2 separate regions of the Homo sapiens genome follow, and region 2 is linked to region 1. Evidence: chromatin contacts called from ENCODE Hi-C or POLR2A ChIA-PET data. All regions are on one chromosome and are shown on one strand. The core of a region is the stretch at or near the end of the contact, and the rest is flanking DNA. Distances in the headings are between cores, read along the strand shown.

Evidence for each region. A loop is a pair of places that touch in the nucleus more often than their neighbours do. ChIA-PET counts read pairs that join two places held with the same protein, here RNA polymerase II (POLR2A). Pooled maps may share reads with other maps.
Region 2: a loop to region 1 is called in a map of heart right ventricle, with 2.3 times the contacts of the local background. The contact joins two enhancer-like sites. A Hi-C loop is called at or near these places in 7 of 168 maps with a recorded cell type or tissue (Calu3, PC-3, PC-9 and 4 more) and 4 of 50 pooled maps. POLR2A ChIA-PET finds 5 or more read pairs at or near these places in 3 of 52 experiments (PC-9, T-cell and activated CD4-positive, alpha-beta T cell).

What each region holds. Positions count from the first base shown.
Region 1 is chr10:29,846,395-29,851,613 of GRCh38, reverse strand. No RefSeq gene overlaps it. Among named protein-coding and RNA genes, the nearest start is that of JCAD, 210 kb to the left of the region's middle. Within about 2 kb of position 1,618, at least 5 of the 41 ENCODE cell types and tissues checked have a DNase peak (open chromatin) inside an H3K27ac peak, as active enhancers do.
Region 2 is chr10:29,754,771-29,759,932 of GRCh38, reverse strand. No RefSeq gene overlaps it. Among named protein-coding and RNA genes, the nearest start is that of SVIL, 120 kb to the right of the region's middle. Within about 2 kb of position 1,857, at least 8 of the 41 ENCODE cell types and tissues checked have a DNase peak (open chromatin) inside an H3K27ac peak, as active enhancers do.

The DNA.
Region 1 (5,219 bases), core at 369-2,868:
CTAAGGAAGCAGACCATCCCCTCCTCTTACTCTTCTCCCTCTTCCACCAAAAGGAAAGTTCAAACAAGAACACTTTTGTATTAATTTCCTGTTCCTGCTGTAACAAATTACCATAGACTCAGGGGCCTAAAACAACACACATGTATTATCTGACAGTTCCGGAGCTCTGAAGTCGAGAATAGGTCAGCCTGGCTGCGTTATTTCTGGTGATTCTCAGGGTGATTCTGTGGTCTCGACTTTTCCAGCTTCTAGGGCTTGGCTGTATTCCTTGGCTCATGGCCCCTTCCTCCATCTAACTCCTGTCTCTCTTTTATGAAAATCCTTTCTGATTAACTGGAGCCCGACTGGATAATCCAGGTTAATATCCCACCTCAAGATACTTAACTTAATCACATTTGCAAAGTCCCTTTTGTCATGTCAGGTGACATAGTCAAAGGTTTCTGGGATTAGGACATGGACATTGTGGGGGCGTGGGGGATCATTCTGCCTACTGTACCTTTGCTATAGATGAACTTGAAGTAAGGCCATTATCTCTCAGTGGATTCATGAAAACTCAGCTTCTAGATTCTAGAAGGTAGCCCTGGCTGGTGAGGCTTCACTACAAGTGAGTTGAGGTTTTCTTAGTGTCCTTTTGTCCAACCTGGTCGTTCCCCAACTTTAGCCAGCACCAAAATCACCCAGAGGGCTTGTGAAAACAGACTGATGGACCCAGCCCCACAGTGTCTGATTCAGTAGGTCTGGAGTGTGGCCCAAGAAAGTGCATTTCTTGGCCAGGTGTGTAATTTTTAGAATATGTCCACAACCTTTTTCACATTCCTGCCTTCAAAAGGTGGAGACTTCTTTTCCTCCCCTTAAGTGTGATCTAGATTAAATGACTTGTTTCTAACTATGTTTGATGTTAATAGATGGCCATGTGATTTTAAGACAAGGCTCTAAAAGGCACAGCAGTTTCCACACCCTCTCTCTTGGATCACACCCTCTGGGAAAGGCAGACCTTCGTGTCTGGAGGACACGTGAGCAACCTAGGGAGGAAATGAGGCATCTCACCAACACCTGGCACAAATTTGCCAGCCGCCTGTGTGTGCCACCTTGGAAACTGATTTCATAGAGCCTTCAGATGAGACCACAGCTCTGGGTAACATCTTGTCTGTAATCTCATGGGACCCCAGCCAGTTAAGCTAAATTCCTGACCCACAGAAACTGTGAGAAATAATAAATGTTGACTGGTGTTTAACACCACTGAGTTTTGGGATACATGCGATGCAGCAATAGATAACAATATGCCAGGTGACACTGATGCCACTGTCTAAGGATTGCATTTTGAGAACCGCTGGTCTAGCCTTTATACTGTGTAAGGCAAAGGATATTTCCTTGCCACCTGCACTATATACTCCAGGAAGCCAGAGGAGGGAAAATGTTCTCATATTGAAATGTACTGCATATTTATTTTCTTTTTTTCTGCAGACATATTCAGTTACCACCAGTTGCTCTTTTGTGGAAGTGTTTTTACTGGGAAGAATAACAACAATATGTCAAATGATAGCTGGGCTCCAGAAGCCCATTTCTGTCTACTCAGTCATAAAAAATGTTCCGCATATGGATGAAGAACCAGACAGGTTTAGCGAGAAGAAGAAATGATGAAAAGACTAGACCATCATTCTCTCTCACACTTTCTTAAATCTGAAGGTGAACCAGATGAAGAAAGAAAACAAAACCCTTGAAAAAAGAGGGAAAGATAGCCCTAGGATCCAAGAGAGCAAGTGGGTGTCCAACTGTTAAATAATGAGAAACTGAAGCTTCCTTCATTGTGTCAGAGAGGCCAATTCCTGAGCCAGCTGTACAGGAAGTGGGGAGTTTACATTATCTGGGATGTCAGTGAGAACTGAGGGGACATGCTTCCTGTGTGGTTCTCCACAAAGATTAGCAGACTCTCCAGGAAAGATGCCTTTCCAGCGGTTTCATTTTCTGTTTTCTTTTCCAGTTGGTAGATGTGGGCCAAGAAGGGAAAGGCAGCTCCAAAAGCGAGGGAGAAATCGCCGTGAGTACAGAGTGCCACAGAGAGAAGCCTGAGCTAGAGTGTGGTGGGACCGTGAGCCAGGGAAGAGCAAGAGCTGTGCCTATAGGATAGTCTATCTCCAATTTGAGCAGTGCCAAGAAAAGCTGGCCAAGCATATCCAGATCCACACTGGTAGACCCCATTCCAATGGATGGGGTTTCTCTGGCTTTTCCATTTGTTTTACAGAAGCTTAAAATATGACATATGATTCCATTTATAGGAAATTCTTGAAAAGGCAAAACTAATCTGGAGTGACAGAAAACAGAAAAGTGGTTGCCTGGGGCCAGTATGGGTGGGGAGGTGATTGTAGAGGGACATGTGAGTGTTCTGCTTTATTTATTTATTTATTTATTCATTTTTTGAGACGGAGTTTCGCTCTTGTTGCCCAGGCTGGAGTGCAATGGTGCGATCTCAGCTCGCTGCAACCTCCACCTCCCAGGTTGGAACAATTCTCCTGCCTCAGCCTCCCAAGTAGCAGGGATTACAGGCATCCGCCACCACACCTGCCTTTTTTTTTTTTTTCCAAGATGGAGTTTCACTTTTGTTGCCCAGACTGGAGTGCAATAGCTCAATCTCAGCTCACCGCAACCTCTGCCCCCTGGGTTCAAGTGATTCTCCTGCCTCAGCCTCCTGAGTAGCTGGGATTACAGGCATGCACCACCACACCTGGGTAAATTTTTTTTGTTTTTTTTTTTTTTAGTAGAGACAGAGTTTCTCCATGTTGGTCAGGCTGGTCTCGAACTGCTGACCTCAGGTGATCCACCCGTGTCCACCTCCCAAAGTGCTGGGATTACAGGTGTGAGCCACTTCACCTGGCCTAATTTTTGTATTTTTAGTAGAGACAGGGTTTTGCCATGTTGGCCAGACTGGTCTCGAACTCCTGACCTCAGGTGATCCGTCCACCTCAGTCTCCCAAAGTGCTGGGATTACAGGTGTGAGCCACCATGCCCAGCCATGTTCTGCATTTTGATTGTGGTAGTGGTTACACAAGTGGAGATGTTTGCCAAGATTCATTGAACTGTACACTTATAATGGGTACATGTTATTGTATATGAATTATATCTCAGTGCAGTTGATCTTCAAAAAATATACATGACATATGAGGAGCCCTTCGATGGGGTTGTCAACGACTGGTTTGCAAAAAAAAACAAGAGTTATCTGGTAGAAGAAGGATCCGACTTATTCATTGCAGCCCAAGAAGTGGAACTAGAACAAATGCACATACACTATAGGAAGTGGATTTCTACTCAATGGATTTTTTTATGAATAGTCTTGCTCTGTCTGCCCTTGAATTTGTTTCGAGCCAGTGATCTGAAGGTTTTTTGTCTTTGTTTTTGTTTTTCTGCTGTCCTGGAAATTTTGCAAAGGTGTAGCCTTCAGCCTGAAAGCAGCAGGAGCTCTGCTTCCATGTGAGCTCCTTGGTGAATTATAATATCTCAAACAATTCAGAGAGGAAAGCGATCTTATTCCGAGTGTCATTTACCAATGAGGAGACTAAGGTTAAAAAGTTGATAGTTTTGACTCTTCCTGAAAGGTAGATGGGGTATATCAGGTACCAATTACGATGCTTCAGGTTGGAAATAATAGAAATTCTAACTCAAAAATGGCCTAAAATGGGAGGCTGAGGCAGGAGGATCGCTTGATGCCAGGAGTTCGAGACCAGCCTGGGCAACATAGCAAGACTCTGTCCCTGCAAATAATAAAAAAAATAGCCAGGCATGGTGGTTTGCACCTGTAGTCAGCACCTGGGGAGGCTGAAGCGGGAGGATCGTTTGAGCCCAGGAGTTCAAGCCTGCAAGGAGCTATGATCACATCACAGGACTCCAGCCTGGGTTACAGAGGAAGATCCTAACTCTATTTTTTTAAAAAAATGTTTGAGAAAATGAAAGAGCTTATCAAGCTCAGAGGTCCAATGGGCTTCCAGTTTGTATTGATCACGGCTCTGGCCCCATTTTTCTGCAATTCTCTGGTCCTCTTCTCTTCCATATGTTGCCTTATCCCTTAGGTTGGTTTCCTTTCTGGTAGCAAATGGCTGCAGTTAACCTAAGTCTCATATCCTTATACTTACCATACCACACAGAAGAAGAGAAATCTTTTTTTACCCCAAGAACTAGAAAAGAGTTCTGAGTTGCAGTCTGATTGGAACAATTCAAGCCACATGTCTTCCCCTGAACTGATTGGTAGGATTATCCTGATTGGCATTAGATCAGTCAAGGCCCACCCTGGAGCACAGATGGGGTCCAATCACCAAACTAAATGTGGCTCCACCCAAAAGGGGAGAGATGGAATTTTTGCAGAGGAGGCCACCGTGTCTCACTACTACCCCCTCAACCAAAGCAACCGATGTTCCTCCTTGGTGAGAATTTCTTCCTCTAGGTGTGCATGAGTATTTTTACTATCTTCAAAGGTATGAAAGGAAAATAAATATTGGGCCCCCAAATCACTAAGCTAAAGAAAAGTCAAGCTGGGAACTGCTTAGGGCAAACGTGCCTCCCATTCTTCAAAGTCACCCCTCTGCTCACTGAGATAAACCCATATCTGATTGCCTCCTTTGGAAAGGCTAATCAGAAACTCAAAAGAGTGCAACTATTTGTCTCTTATCTACCTATGACCTGGAAGCTCCCTCCCTCTTGGAGTCTTCCTGCCTTTGCTACCAGTTGTCCCACCTTCCAGACAGAAACAGTGCTCATCTTGCATATGTTGATTGATGTCTCATGTCTCCCTAGGATGTGTAAAAGCAAACTGTGTTCTGACCACCTTGGCCCCATGTCATCAGGACCTCCTGGGACTGTGTCATTGGGCACGTGTCCTCAACTTTGGCCAAATAAAGTTTCTAAATTAACTGAGATGTGTCTCAGATTTTTGGGGTTCACAATGGATATTTACTTAAGGTGTCTACAAGAAAATTACATAGTCACACAGTAAATGTCCTAAGAATTTACTGTTGAAATTTTTAAAAATTACATGATCCAATAACCTGTGATCCTTTCAAAATTACTTTCCTCTGATCTGTGGCACAGAATAATGAAGTCCCAGAGCCTCAGCGTGTTTAAGAACATGCTTTTGGTTTCTGTGAATTTTGCCCATAAGAGTAAACATCTTGCTAAAGTTGCCTGTAAGAGGTAATAAGGTGAAAGAACAACACAAAATTAAACAAAATTAA
Region 2 (5,162 bases), core at 608-3,107, 92 kb after region 1:
TCAAACTCCTGAGCTCAGGCAATCCGCCTGCCTTTGCCTCCAAAGTGCTAGGATTACAGGTGTGAGCCACCGAGCCTGGCCATTTGTAAAAGTTCTTAAGAGTGGTAGATCACAGTGGATAACCTTATAAAACCATCTAACATCAGAATTTCTGGCACTTCCTGACATGTTACCCTGAGCAAACATTAAGCTCTCTGCATTTCCGTTTATTTATGTATAAAATGGGGATGATTATTGCATCTAGTTGTGATGTATATTAAATCAGATTATGCATGCGGAGTGGGTTAGTGTTCACCCCAAATTCATGTCCTTCCAGAAACTCAAACTATTACCTTATGTGGAAATAAGGTCTTGATAGACTTACTTTCTTAAGATGTGATCCTATCAGATTAGGGTTGGCCCTAAACTTAATGACTGGTGTCCTCATAAGAAGAGGGGAGGACACACACAGAGATGTCCACATACACAAAGAAGAAGGTCATGTGATGAAGGAGGCAGCAGACTGGAGTGAACCAGCCACAAGCTAAAGAATACCAAGCAGGGTGGCCACCACCAGAAGCTGGAAGAGATGAGGAAGGATTCTTCTCTAGAGCCCTCAGAAGGGCCATGGCCCTGCTGACACCTGGACTTAATTTGGTTTTCACTCATTTTTATTTAGTGATTAATTGATTGATACAGGGTCTTGCTCTGTCACCCAAGCTGGAGTGCAGTGACATGATCACAGCTCACAGTAGCTTTTAACTTGGGCTCAGGTAATCCTCCCATCTCAGCCTCCTGAGTAGCTGGGACTACAGGTGCATACCATCATGCCTGGCTCATTTTTTATTTTTTATTTTTATTTATTTATTTATTTATTTATTTATTTATTTATTTATTTTGTGATGGAGTCTCGCTCTGTTGCCAGGCTGGAGTGCAGTGGCACGATCTCGGCTCACTGCAACCTCCGCCTCCCGGGTTCAAGCGATTCTCCTGCCTCAGCCTCCCCAGTAGCTGGGATTACAGGCGTGTGCCACCACGCCCAGCTAATTTTTGTATTTTTAGTAGAGATGGGTTTTCACCATGTTAGCCAGGATGATCTCGATCTCTTGATCTCGTGATCTGCCTGCCTCAGCCTCCCAAAGTGCTGGGATTACAGGCGTGAGACAGGTTCTCTCTCTGTTGACCAGGCTGGTCTTGAACTCCCAGCCTCAAGCAATTGTCCCACATTGGCCTCCCAAAGTGCTGGGATTACAGGTGTGAGCCACTGTGCCCGGCCTGACACCTTGACTTTATATTCTAGCCTCCAGAACTATAAGAGAACAAATTTCTCTGTTTAAAGCCACCTAATTTGTGACACTTTCTTACAGCAGTCACAGGGAACTAGTACAGGAGGTAAATATTTAACCTGGTCCTAAAAGAAAAAAAAAATGTTTAACCTGGTCCTTGGCACAGAGAAGACACTCACTAATAATTAGCAATTTTGTTAGGTAAATGCAAACTTCTGTGCCAGTTATTCTAACTTGAATCTTTCTCCCTTGCAGTTCTAGTTCTACCCAATATTCAAACTAGTGCCTCCTACATCCCATTTTACCTTGCATTACACTTATATGAGTGTTTTAGCTCTCCTTCTGGCCTGCAAGTTCCAGGCGATGGAAACACGAAGCCTTATTCAGTTTCTGTGTTTATGACAGTCCCAAGCACTGCAGTAAGAAATATTTGAATGCTTACTAGGGATTGGGAGTAGCACTAGGCACGGGAGTTATAAAAGATGATTATGATGCTGTCTCTGCCCTTCAGAAGCTGGAAGGTTTGTCGGGAGGGTGATGGACAAATGAGTCACTGTGGGACTCCGGTAAATGCTATAACAGCCGCGGTGAGAGCCAGGGGAGCAGAGCTGACTCACCCTCAGGTGGGTGCACAGGTGAGACTTCACCCAGGAGACCACTTTTCAGCTGAGGCTTAAAGTGTTACAAGCAGAGTTCCCTTGGTGGAGAAACAAGAGATCGCCGGGGTTCCAGGCATGTGCAAAGACCAGAGTGTGATGGCCCAGTGGGCACCACTGAGGAGTTTCAACTCTGTCCTGCAGAAATAAGAAGAAACCACAAGTGTAATCACATTTAAATAGATTCTTTTGGGGCAAGGCCAACTGTCATTCCTTGAAGGAAGTGCTTACTGAAAAGCCTTAACACACCAGGCATTGTCTGGTTGGCTGCTGGTTCATTTGGGGTCATCCCCTCTTTCCTGAGTCCTTGAGTCACTCTGAAATCAAAGGGTAGCTCCTGAAACTTCTCATGAGCTGTGCCACGGTGACATTAGGACAGGAATTGGGGGTGGAAGTGAAGAACTGAGTGGGCAGGAAGGTCTGGAAGAGCCCAGCAGAAATAGGACATGACTAGGGGGCCTAGACAGAAAAAGTAGTGAGCAGAAGAGAAAAAGAGGGCAAATGAAGGTAAAAGTTCACTTCTCTCTCCGTGAACTTGGAAAAGACCTGGCCCTCCAGTGAGAAGTGGGCTGGGCAAGAATGAGCTGCTCAAATCCCTAGGAGTTCTGGAAAGGTGGGGGAAAAAGAGATGACAGCCTGAGAAATCATACCAGGGCTGAGAAGAGGAGGGAAAGTCTCTCAACTAAGAGCTGAAACAGAATTCCTAGCTTGTCTCATGACTTAGCACTAACAATGAGGTCTCAAGATGGGTGAGAGAGTGGATGCCGGCCAGGTCTCCCACCAAGTCCACAGGGCATCGGCAGAGGAAAGCCTGTTTTGCAGATTGAGATTTCCCATAAATTGTTACTCCTTATATGTATTTTACTCACAATTTGTCTCATCAACTTTATCAAAGTAAAATTTTAGTGCAATAAAATACCACCATTTAAAATGTATGCTTGTAATCCCGGCACTTTGGGAGACTGAGGTAGGAGGATTGCTTGCAGCCAGGAGTTCAAGACCAACTTGGGCAACATAGCGAGACACCATCTCTACAAAAAAAAAACAAAAATTGTTTTAAATTATCCCTGCATGGTTGTGCACCCCTGTAGTCTTAGCTACTCAGGAGGCTGAGACAGGAGGCTCCCTTGAGCCAAAAAGTTCAAGGTTGCAGTAAGCCACGCGTGACAAAGTAAGACTCTGTCTCAAAAAAAAAAATGTACATCTGATGAGTTCTGACAAGTGTATATACTCAAGTAAGCAACCGCTACAGTCAAGATGCAGAACAGTTCCTTCACCCCAGAAAATTCCCTTGTGTTGCTTCCCAGCCAATTCCCCTCCCACTCTCAGCTTCAGGCAACCCCTGATCTGCTTTCTGTCCATGTAGATTAGATTTGTCTTTTAGAGAATTTCATGTAAATGAAATCATACATTACATAGTCTTTTGTCAGCTTGGCTTCTTTCACTCAGCATAATGTTTTCGAGATCCACCCATGTCACTGTGTACATCAGTAGTTTGTTCTGTTTTTGAAGGCTAACATTTCATTGTATGAATATAGCTCAGTCTGTTTATTCACCTGCTGATGAAATTAGGGTTGTTTCCACTTTTTGGCTATTATGAATTAAGCTTCTATGAACATTTGTCTACACGTCTCTCTGTGGACATGTTTTCATCTCTTTGGTGAACATCAGGAGTAGAATTGCTGGATGTATTTCTTAAAGTGCATCATTAACTTTTCCACAGTATTTCACAATGTGAGTTTCCCACCACCAACGTCCACGAGGTCCATTACTCTGCATTCTTGCCAACACTGGCTTTGAACTTGATATGTCCTTTTAATTTTAAACATTTTAACGGGATGTATCGATGAAAAGAGTCAAACTCTGTAAAATATTCAAAGAGATTTATTCTGAGCCAAATATGAGTGACCATGGCCCCTGACATAGCCCTCAGGAGGTCCTGAGAACATGTGCTCAAGGTGGCCAGGGTACAGCTTGGTTTTATATATTTTGGGGAGGCATGAGACATCAATCAAATAACTCAGAAATAATGTTGGTTTGGTTCAGAAAGGTGGGACAACTCAAAGCAGGGGGTGGCTTCCAGGCTATAGGTAAATTTAAACATTTTCTGATTGACAATTGGTTGAGTTTGTCTAAAGACCTGGGATCAATAGAAAGGAAATGTTCAGATTAAGAAAAAAGATTGTGGAGACCTGAGGTTCCTTCAAAGTCTCATAGTGGCTGCCCTTAAAGACAATAGATAACAAATGTTTCCTATTCAGATCTTTAAAAGGTGCTAGACATTTAGTTAACATCTCAGGATTGGGAGGGCCTGGAAGAAAAAGATCTAGCTATGTTAATAGAGATTCTTTACAGATGCAGATTTTCCCCTACAAAGGACGGCTTTGCAGGGCCATTTCAAGACATGGCAGAAAAACATGGTTTGGGATTAAATATTTTGATTTTTTTCCTTGTCTTATAACGTTATGCCAGAGTCAGATTGGAAAGTAAGTCACTATGTATAGGGTCAAATAAAACCCATCTGATGAGAATTATGGCTTGTGGGGGATGACTCTCCAGACCCCTTAGATAGGAATTTGGGCAAGATAAAAACATCAGAGCTTAGTCGTCAGATGTAATGTGTACCAGTTTCTCTTGTACTTTTAATTTGCGTTTTCCTGAAGATAATATTGAGCGTCTTCTCATGTGCTAATTCGTCATTCACATGCATCTTATATGGAGTATCTGTTCAAATCTTTTGCTTTTTTTTTTTTTTTTTTTGAGACGTCTTGCTGTCACCCAGGCTAGAGTGCAGTGGTGCAATCTCGGCTCACTGCAATCTCTGCCTCCCAGGTTCAAGCGATTCACCTGCCTCAGCCTCCTGAGTAGCTGGGATTACAGGTACTCGCCACCACGCCCAGCTAATTTTTTGTATTTTTAGTAGAAATGGGGTTTCACCATCTTGGCCAGGCTGGTCTTGAACTCCTGACCTCGTGATCCACCCGCCTCGGCCTCCCAAAGTGCTGGGATTACAGGCGTGAGCCACTGCACCAGGCCTCTTTTGCTCATTTTTATTGGATTGTTTGCTATTATTAAATTCCACAAGTTCTTAAATATTCTAGATACAAATACTTTTGTCATACCTATTACAAATACATCCACATGAGCAGCACCATGAAAAGACTATCATTTCCCCAATTACCTTGGCATCTTTGTAAAAACTCAATTATCTTCATATGTGTGGGTCTATTTCTGGGCTCTC